Linked DNA regions of Homo sapiens: region 1 is linked to region 2. A link is an interaction called in ENCODE POLR2A ChIA-PET data of the cell type or tissue named here. Cell type or tissue: K562. All regions are shown on one strand.

Evidence for each region. ChIA-PET counts read pairs that join two places held together with the same protein. Peaks named below come from ENCODE experiments on the same cell type or tissue, not always from the same donor. Only the 100,000 strongest peaks of a DNase experiment are listed, where the experiment ranks them.
Region 1: POLR2A ChIA-PET joins it to region 2 with 9 read pairs; 2 of 35 experiments call an interaction of 5 or more read pairs at or near these places.

What each region holds. Positions count from the first base shown.
Region 1 is chr12:54,648,974-54,653,973 of GRCh38, reverse strand. No RefSeq gene overlaps it. Among named protein-coding and RNA genes, the nearest start is that of DCD, 3.1 kb to the right of the region's middle. In K562, no CTCF peak of the experiment used is centred here; no DNase peak of the experiment used is centred here; H3K27me3 peaks cover 395 bases.
Region 2 is chr12:54,546,677-54,551,676 of GRCh38, reverse strand. It overlaps NCKAP1L (NCK associated protein 1 like), which reads right to left. Exons shown (of 31, transcript NM_005337.5): 31 at 3,434-5,000. PDE1B (phosphodiesterase 1B) reads right to left here and starts at 2,076. Exons shown (of 16, transcript NM_000924.4): 1 at 1,905-2,076; 2 at 1,692-1,817. The coding sequence starts at 1,804. RefSeq lists enhancers at 898-1,526, 4,674-5,000 and a silencer at 2,092-2,151. In K562, no CTCF peak of the experiment used is centred here; a DNase peak (open chromatin) is centred at 2,146; H3K4me3 peaks cover 482 bases; H3K27me3 peaks cover 2,164 bases.

The DNA.
Region 1 (5,000 bases), 100 kb before region 2:
CCTCCCTCTGTGTTCCACATTCCCCACCCCACTGTCTAGGATAGGACACTGTACCCAGATAGGGAAGAATGAAGAACAGGGGAAGAACATGCAGAACAGGAGAAGGGGCAGATTAGCACCCCAGCAAGCACCAGGGTCTACAACCAGGTGTCCACGGACAATTGCCCCCTCAAGGAAGCCAGAGAACTGGAGTGTTTTTCTTTAACCACATCCAGGAGAAAAGGAATTGCAGTCTTCTGGGTACCATCCCTGCCCCCATTCCCATCCCATGCCTCCCTCTCCATAATGAGTAACAGGCTAAGCTTGGTAATGAATATTACAGACTTGTTTTAAATTCATGAAAAGCATCTTTTTTAAGTGTTGGGGGAAAAAAGGTATTTACCTTACAGGCCTCTGCTCCCTCCCCACAATTCCTGGGAGTACCTCCTCCTTTCTTTCCTGAGGCCCAGGTAGGGAAGGGAGGCAAGGAGGAGTACCGAGAAACTGCTCCTTGGCAGTGCTGATTGCAGAACCCTGAGGTTCCTCCTCCTGGAATCTCCTCCTGGAAAATACTTGTGCAAATAGCAAGAACTGTTCCTGAGGGCTGTGTAATGATCTGTCCGAGATGACGTTCCTACTGAGAAGGGAGCATCGCCCTCTGCCTTCATGTACCTCCCACTCAAATGTGCGTGCGCACACACACACACACACGCACACACATGCACACACATGTGCCCTCCCCATACTCAAGCCTCTCCATCTCCGGCCCTATCACTCACTTGATTTCAGATCTTCAGGAATGGAGCACTTCCTCTCCCTCACTTTCCTGACCATAATGCCCCTGAGTGCTTCCTCTAACGTTTCCCCTCTTCTCAACATCCCTGAACTGCTTCAGACCTTCATTTTTCCCTTCTAGGTACTCCTTTATGGGTCATATTAATATCGAATTATTTAGCATAACTTTATTTCCAAGCCGAGACTATGAGCTCCATGAGGGTGGATACCAACTCATACTTATCCCTCAGATGCCAGTACCCAGTACCTGCAAAATGAATGAAGCCCCTGCCTACCTTTCTCTGAATTCTCCTTGCCCTGCACAGATCTCCACTGCCCACCTTTGATATTAGACTTAATTCACCTCCTGACTCCCAACTCTTAACCACATTATTCCCACACTGGACTTCTGAACCTACCTGACCTTTTCTTTCTGAGGAACCAGCTGGAAGACATCAGTTAAACAGAAACGGATTCTGTCCAAAGGCAAGTATTCCCCATATCTTAATCTTTCTTCTGGGCCCTTCCTGGGGAATCACTCGATGAAGTGCATGAAAATTGAAGGCCCAGTGCTGACTCTTTTCACCACGGAACACCAAAGAGACTCTCCACACCTTTGAAAACATGCAAGCTCTCTTTCCTGACCCAAGGATGCTTCTATGGCCTGAATTGTCAGGTTTCTACAGGCATAAGCCCACATTACAAGACAGAGAAAGAAAGCTATCAAGCTAGGGTTGAATAAACCCCACAGATATTCCAGCAATGAGTGCATTAAATTGAGAAACTGAAGCGAGAGGATCGCTTGAGCCCAGAAGTTTGAGGGTGCAGTGAGCTATGATGGCATCTCTACACTCCAGCCTGGATCACAGAGCAAGATCCTGTCTCTTAAAATAAAAAAAGAGTGTATTTAAAAAGCAGTTCAGCTTGCCTCTAGGAGCTGGGGCAGGTATCACCTGGGAAAAGGCAGGAGGAAATTTTCTGGGTTACTGGTAATGCTTCATATCTTGATTGGAGTCTGGGTTACATCAGTAGATGCATTTGACAAGACGAAAAAATACAGTTAATATGTATGTTTCATTGTATAGTTTCATTGTATGTAAGTTTTACCTCAAAGAAAAAAACTACAAACAAATATTAAATAGTTTCTTAAAAAGCAGCTTGGCATATCTCTTTCCAACAGATTAATGTTATTAGTCTAATCTAAGCTTTATCCACCAGTCCACATCTCTTGCCCAAATTCTGAAGGTTTCTAGCCCCACTCACTTGTAGGTTTCTAGCTGCACTTCACCAAAAGTTACTGCATTCTAACTGTGTGTCTGGCATCCTCACTGGGGCTGGGGTGCACAGACAAATTAAACATGGTCCTGCACTGCACAGCTGAAGTCTAGTGTGGAAAACCAAGCACTAAACAGACAATCCCAATACCATCGAGGTGATGCACAGATAAAGAGAAGAGCAAGGGGCTGGTGGAAGTGCATAGCCCAGAACTCTGACTTCACTTTGGTGGGGAGAGGAAGGAAGACAAGAAGAATGCCCAGAAAATCTTCCAGGGGCTGGGCCCACTGGCTCAAGCCTGTAACTGCAGCACTTTGGGAGCCGAGGTGAGCGGATCACGAGGTCAAGACATCGAGACCATCAAGACCATCCTGGCCAACATGGTGAAACCCCATCTCTACTAAAACTACAAAAATTAGCCAGGGGTGGTGGTGGGTGCCTGTAGTCCCAGCTACTTGAGAGGCTGAGGCAGGAGAATCGCTTGAACCTGGGAGGCGGAGGTTGCAATGAGCTGAGATTGCACCACTGCACTCCAGCCTGGTGACAGAGCGTGACTCCGTCTCAAGAAAAAAGAAAAGAAAAAAAGAAAATCTTCCAGGAAGAAGGTATTTCTGATCTGAATCTTAAAGGATGAGTAGGAAAAAGCTCTGTCATCTAATCGTAGGAGGGCATTAAAGACAATACACGGAGGAAAATACGTGAAGAGGCAGAAGCAAGAAAAAATTAAATCTATGCAAGAAACTGAAAGAAATTTAATGTGACTGAGGCAGAGTCTTGATGAGGGAATGAGAAGGGTTGAAACTGAAGGGACGGACAGAAGCCAGCTCATGAAAGATGGTGTGTGCTCTGCACATAGTTTGTCTACTATAAATCACTTAGACAGCTGGGAGTTTGAACTTGAGACTGTCAGAGGGAAAACCATTTGTGAAGCTGTTTCTTCAGTGAACATAAAAAATGGCAAGGCCCCCAGGCAGAGGCTTCTGAGCCAGAGCCCTGGGATTGACAAAGAGGCAGAACTTCATAGACCCCGGTGTCCTTGTACATAGGGGGCCAAGAGGAGGAAAAATGTAAAATTACTCTCAGATCTCTATTTAGATAACTGGGTGAATGTCAATACTGTTAATCAGAATGGAAAATGGTGCAGGAGGAGGAGCAGGTGATGGGGAAGATGTGGGGAACGTAGGTGAGGCCAGTTGCAACCCCTAGGGTTCATCAGTGCATTACTGCCCATCCATTAGTGGATATTAGTGTTCAGGAGAGAGGTCTGGGCCGGAATGAAGATGTGGGAGCCAGGAAGTGTGACTCCAAGAATGAGTCACACAGGAGAGTTTGTAAGAGGAGAGAAGAAAAAGGCTAAGAATAGAACACTGGAGAATATCAAAGGGGCAGGCAAGGTGAGTCAAAGTGGGACTGAAGGGTGGCCCAAAAAAGGAGAGAAAGAAAGAAAACCCCAGCACCTCAAAAGATGAGTGGCTCTAACAGTGTCAGAGCCCACCGAGATCAGATAAGATAAAGGCTGAAAAGTGGCGACTGTATCCGAGTACCTTGGCAAGGATGTATCTCGGTTCCAGGGATGGTGGTGCAAACATTACAGGGTGATAAGAACATAAAGCAAAACACGGATGTTGAGGCCAAAAAAAAAATGGAGTTGTTTTCAAAAAGCTTGGTTGCAGAAGGATTGGAAAGAAGCTAGATAGGGAGAGTATAAAGGGAACATTTTGCTTATTTTTAAGATGTCTGTATGTTGAAGGAAAAAAGCCAAGAAAGTCTCACAATGAACCACACAACAGGAGAGATGGTGAGAGCTCAGATGGACTGAGTTCCCATGGAGGTGAGAGGTAGACATCCAGAGAACAGGGAAGAGCCCCAGAAAGTTGACCCAGAAAGTGGATCTGAGCTATTCCTGTTCGAATTTCACAAGTACCCTGGGTCACACTGTGGAGATGAGAGTCAGAGAGATTATGTGACATGCCAAAATCATTCAGCCTCTAAGTGGTGGAGCACAACTTTGCTTCAATCCCATAGGCTAGGAAGAGCATGCTTTGTCTACCAGGACAGAGTCCCCTGCTACCATCAATTGTCCCTTCATCTGTCTGAGATCCTTGCCTACTGTGTATCCCCTCAAGGCAAGACCACAGTCTACTCATCTTTATCTGTCTGGGTCCAACACGGTGTCTGGCACAGACAGAGCACCTCAGGAAACAAATCTCAGTCCATTTTCACCAAGGTCCCAGGAACAGGGCAAGGGCAGGCTCCACTCCGTGGAGAGAAGACATCTCAAGGAAGTAACTGGCTTTGTGAGGAGCAGAAACTAAGGTTCCAAGTTATCCTCAGCTCCCCAGCTTGGGTCTGGAATAGATGGAGGAGGGAGCTGACCAGTTTTGACACATGTATTCCTCACACGAAACCTGTAGGATTAAAATGATCATTTCTCACCATCAAATGCAAAACAGCTGAAGTGGAACACAAGAGCTGGAGTCAATAATACTGTATTGAATTTGGGATTTTTGCTGGAAGAGCAGATTTTGGGTGCTCTTACACATACACACACACACACACACACACATACAGAGAGACACACACACAAAAGGCTAATTATGTAAAATCATGGATGTGTTCATTTGCTTGATTATAGTAACCATTTCACTAAATACATGTATATCAAAACTTCATGTTACACCTTAAATATTACCATAAAATAAAAGAAGAAAGAAAAACAATTGAAGTGGGGCAGGTAAATTGCCTCTCTGAAGGCCACACAGCTAGTAAACAACAAAATCGAGTCATAAACCCACATCTCCAGGACTTTCTGCCATTTCGAAGAAAACACAAGTCCGCAGGAAGGGATTCTGAGGCAGAGAGAAGCACCTTTGGATTCTCCACTTCTCTGGATTATCCACACCACTGGCCTCCCTCCCCTATATGAAGGGCAAACTGGGAACTGACTTCATATTCTGGTTAACTTACCAGGA
Region 2 (5,000 bases):
AAACTAGTAATACCCACTCTTTCGCAGGGCCCTGTTACCTGGAATACAGGCAAGGTAAGTATGATGAGCCACTAGTGTTAGGGGAGCCATCCTGAATTCTCCCATTTATGGACCTGGGGCCCTTCTTTACCTTTCAACTACTTCCTTATCTGCCCCTTTCCCCAGCTCATTTACCATTAACGCAGCGTCATTTTCTATCAAGAATCACACAGTGCTCCTCCCAACAAAAATCAGTTCAATCTGGTTTTCCATTTCTTCATCCCAGAACTCATTCCAAGGCTGTGCTTCATAGAGCCCAGCAAATTGGATTGGCCAGAGGCAGCCAAGGAGGAGGACTGAGAAGTACATTTGGATTCCAAGCCTTGTTGCCCACTATGCCTCAGTTCTCCCTAACGCCTCTCCAAGTAGCTAGTGTATAAATCAGACCCATCTGCCATAAAAAGGTGTCATCTTATCACCATAGGTGAAGTATTTAAAGAACAATACAACATAAGCATCTATCCATCCCCTACCCCCATCTCTCCCTCTCCCAGAACCCAGAAATAGAAAGCTTCGGTGCTCACTATGGAGAACATTGAGGAGGAACTGGGTTCAGGGCTATGTTTACTGTGTTTCCTCTCTAAACATCCATAGTCTCCTATCTGTTTCCTCTTTCCTGGGGCCATGGATTCATCTCGGAGAGAGGGACATCTTCTCTTGTTCCCTGATTAAGAATCAACAGACTGCGGAGATTTCCCAATGGCAGCAGCTGACTGGGAGATAAACATGGTGCATGGCTTGTCTTTGACCCAATCCTCTTTTTTTTCTAAGGAGCAGGGGAAAAGTTCCTTTCCTCCCCTGGGACTGGAGTATCAGATACCTGAGTTCTTCCTTCCCCCATTTATTCCTCCCCACATGCCCTGGTACTGCAACAATAGGAAAAGATGCCCAAATGTGCTTGGAGATCCTGGAAGACCCTATATAAACAAAAAGCCTCTGATTAAGCCAGTTACCTTGCCTTTGTCAATCAATATTTCTTCACCATCATCACCTCCTTCAGCTTCCAGGTGGGGGCTCCAACCCCCCCTCCAGATTCCACGTGGGTCCCCTCATCATTAATACATAGAGTGAGTTTCCAGGCCCCAAGAGATGAGCAGCTCAGGCATGGGGTAACCCCCACCCCACTTCCTGTGCATGAGGCAGAAACTACCAATCCCAACTGAGATACATATGACCCACAGGTTGGCACAAGTATTCCCATGCAGTAGATCTACAGCTGTGTGCAATCACTCCACATACCTCTGTGACCCACGCTCACTCATGCACACACATGTCATGTGGCTCACATCTGCACAACTCTGCACATGGATATGTGTGAGTCAGCCTGGCACCTCTACTGCCCTCCTGCAGCCCTGCCACACTGCATATACTGTGCTGCCTCTAGGCGCTGCGTGTGTCAGCCTGGGGTCCACAGGCACAGGCACATCGTTACCTTTGCAACTCCTAAGCCCGCTCCAACTGGCCAGCTTGCTCCGCACATGCCTTGCACATGTGGCCTGGCCACGCGTGTCAGGGCCGTGCTTCCTCGCACCTGCCAACATCTGTGCCAAAGAGAATCTACCAGCCCACAGCCCTGCTCCAGTTATCCCCCCTCCTCCTCCCGCTCAGGCTCCCTAAGGTCCCTTCCCCCCATTCCCGGGCCGGGGACTTACAGAGACCGAAGCTTAATCCACATCTTCTTGCTGGGGGCTGACTTCAGCTCCAGGGGTGACGGGCAATCCGACTCCTCCAGCATCTCCGGAGGACTGCGGGGGGACAGCTCCATGCTCAGCCACGGTCTACGGAACAGAAGGAGGAGACAGCACCTCGGCTCAGCTTCAGCCCCAGCCGAGAGACCCTCACCCCCCATCCCAGGCCCTTCCCACCTGCGGCTGGCGTGGACCAGCCAGGCCGGTGTCTCTAGGCTCGGCCCAAGCTGGCAGAGCTGCAGCTCCTGCGGCTCCTCCTCTCCCGCTGCCCAGCCGAGCTTTGGGCTCCCAGTCCAAGCTCTCCGCACCGCCGCTGCTGCTGCCGCTACCGCCGCCGCCGCCGCGCGCTGCCAGAGCCGCCTCCTCGCCTCTCTCCTCCTCCCCCGGCCGGGTTCCCCCCTCCCTCTGCTCTCCCTCCCTTCTCCTCAGCCTGCCCGCCAGTCTCTCACTCCTCACAGCCACTCCTCCCCCTCCCAAAGGAACGATTGGAAGCCGGGGGCACACACAGACAGAAGCGCCCAAGGGCGAGCGCACGCACACAGGCGCCGGGGACGAGTGGCTGCGTGTGCCCTGTACTGGCGGATGTGAGTGCGTGTTTACAGAGTGCAGCGGAGGCGGCGGGCTGGACTTCGGTGTGGGTGGTTGTGTGGGTTCTCTCCGTGTGTTTTGAGTTTCTGTGTATGTGGTTGTGGTTCCATGTATCCACGTGTGCCTAGCTGCCTGCGTGTCCCATGTCTGAGTGCGGGGTAGGGGATGAGCACACATCTTTCCCTGCTAGATCTGGACTCGGAACCCAGTCGGACCAGACCCCACCTGTGCTCCTGTCTTGGAAAAGTTCAGGGTGTGCCCTGAGCTGTGATGGCATCCCACACTTGGCCTCGGGTCCCTCAGCTTGATCTTCCCCACCTGTCTCCAAGACTGTGGCCTTCTCCATGGTACTTCTGCCTGCCCGCCTAGCAGATAGGAATTTCTTCCAAGTTCAAAGCTCTCCAGAGCAGGCATCTTTTTTTTTTTTTTTTTTTTTTTTTTTTTTTTTGAGAAGGAGTCTGTGTCGCCCAGGCTGCAGTGCAGTGGCGCGATCTCGGCTCACTGCAACCTCTGCCTCCCCAGTTCCAGCGATTCTCCTGCCTCAGCCTCCTGGAGTAGCTGGGACTACAGGCGCGGGCCACCACGCCGGCTAATTTTTGTATTTTTTAGTAGAGATGGGGTTTCACTATATTGGCCAGGCTGGTCTCCAACTCCTGACCTCGTGATCCGCCCACGTCGGCCTCCCAAAGTGGTGGGATTACAGGTGTGAGCCACCGCACCCAGCTTAACATCTTCTTCTTTGACTAGGTAATAACTCTACACAGCCAGGAAAGCATTCCTGATATCAAAACCCCTCCTGAAGCACTTCCAGCTCATTTTTTCTGTTCTGTCTTCAGAGAAAGAAATCTAGGAGCTAAAGGCCCAGCACAAAACAGCCTAGCTGGTTAATAAACATTTGTGGAAGGAGTGAACTGGAATTTGAACTCAAGACCTTGTAAAAGGGCAAAGCCTCCTCCATCCAACCGAGTCCTACCTAGGACTCTTGCAGGAACCACCTCTCTTGCTCCATATTGTTCTCTCCCTTAATGACCACCTGCTTTGGCATTGGGGAAACTCCTATGTCAACAGAAAGTGGAGATATATTCACTAACTACTGAATCCAAAACAGGCCACTAATCCAGGATCCCAGAATGTGAATTTTAATTTCAAAAAATTCTGGAGGTTGGAAGGAGGAGTGATCAGGAGAAGGTATTTACTCTGTTCTAAATACTGAGTGGAGGCTCCTCCTCTCCCAGTCAGAGAAGGAGAAAAGAAGTGAAATGGAAGGGCGAAGAAGCGGATGAACTGTCACAGCTAAGACTCCTAACATAAAAGAATTGCCAAGTTAGGTCAGCATTTAGATTCAGCAGAAGTATCAGCAGAACCAGCTCCCAGAAAGTACAGAGGCAGAAAGAGATGGCAGAGTCAGAGATGGAGAAAAAAGTGGAAATAATAAGGGACTTCCCACCCTCTGTCCATCTACCTTTAGCACACATCCCTTGGCTTTTCCCCAGACCCAGCCAAGAAATGGCTGCATCTGAGACCCTAGTCACACTCCTACACAGTCCATTTCTGAAAATTTGGGAGCAATCTCCTCCTTATCAACTGAAAATGAAATGGGCTGGAAACTACAAAAGAATTGCAAATTAGGATGGTGCTAAAGAGCTCTAATTAGTAAATTAGGATTAGAGCTAAGGAGTTTCCAAATTTAGGCAGGTCTTTAAACTAGAATAGGTGGGAAAGAGGCAAGACATACATCCAGAGGGCTCTCTCAACATTTCTTGTTAACACAGTGTCACATCCTGCTCTCCCAAGACCCCCTGCTCCTGATTCATTTTAAGGCTAATTCACACACACACACACACACACACACACACACGCACACACACACAAAGTTATTCGTGAAAGAGACATTAGAGTTCATCCACTCTAATTCCCTTCATTTAATAAATGGGAAAACTTCATAGACAACACAGTTTGATGGAAAAAGTAAAAATAAAAATAAATGAGAACTAAACTAACCCAGAAAAATTATAGGGTCTCACAGAGAGTAAGTGATAAAACCAGAGCCAAGTCTATCAGCCTTTTTCACTCTGTGGCTCCTTTCACTTTCTTTAGTCACCAGTCCTGGTGTTTAGTCTCAACCTCATTCCTCTTGTTGCAATACAATCCCATTTCTACCTTGCTGCGTCTCTAAACAGATAAGAATTGGGTATACTTGTTCCACTCTGAGGCTCAAAAGACAACTATTCTCTCCCTGTCTTTTCCTCTTGTCCTCATCCCCCACCTTTCCCAGGCTCCTTCTCATTCCTCTCCTTTTCAGCTTCTAAACTGCCCCCTACCCCTAGGAGGCTCTGCCTCCTCACTCCCCTAACCCCACAATCCTTTCCAACAAGCTTTGAGTTTGATAGAAACCAAAAATGATGCTTTGGCAGTAGGTGACGGATGGATGTGATCTGCCTCCTACGGGAATGCTATTTAAAGGGGCAGCCTCACAATCCTCTCCTTCCAAAGTGACAAGAGAAAAGTCTGCTCCTCAATCTCTCCAGAGCTGCAAACTCAGCTCAAGTTAACTTCTGACTTCCTCAACCTGCAACCTGGCCTGCTGCTCCTGCTTCCTATTCAAGTGGGAGGGAGAGTACTTGACAACTCATTGAGGTGTGGGGGCTGAAGGGGGATTCATCTTCATCTCCTTTGATGACAGGT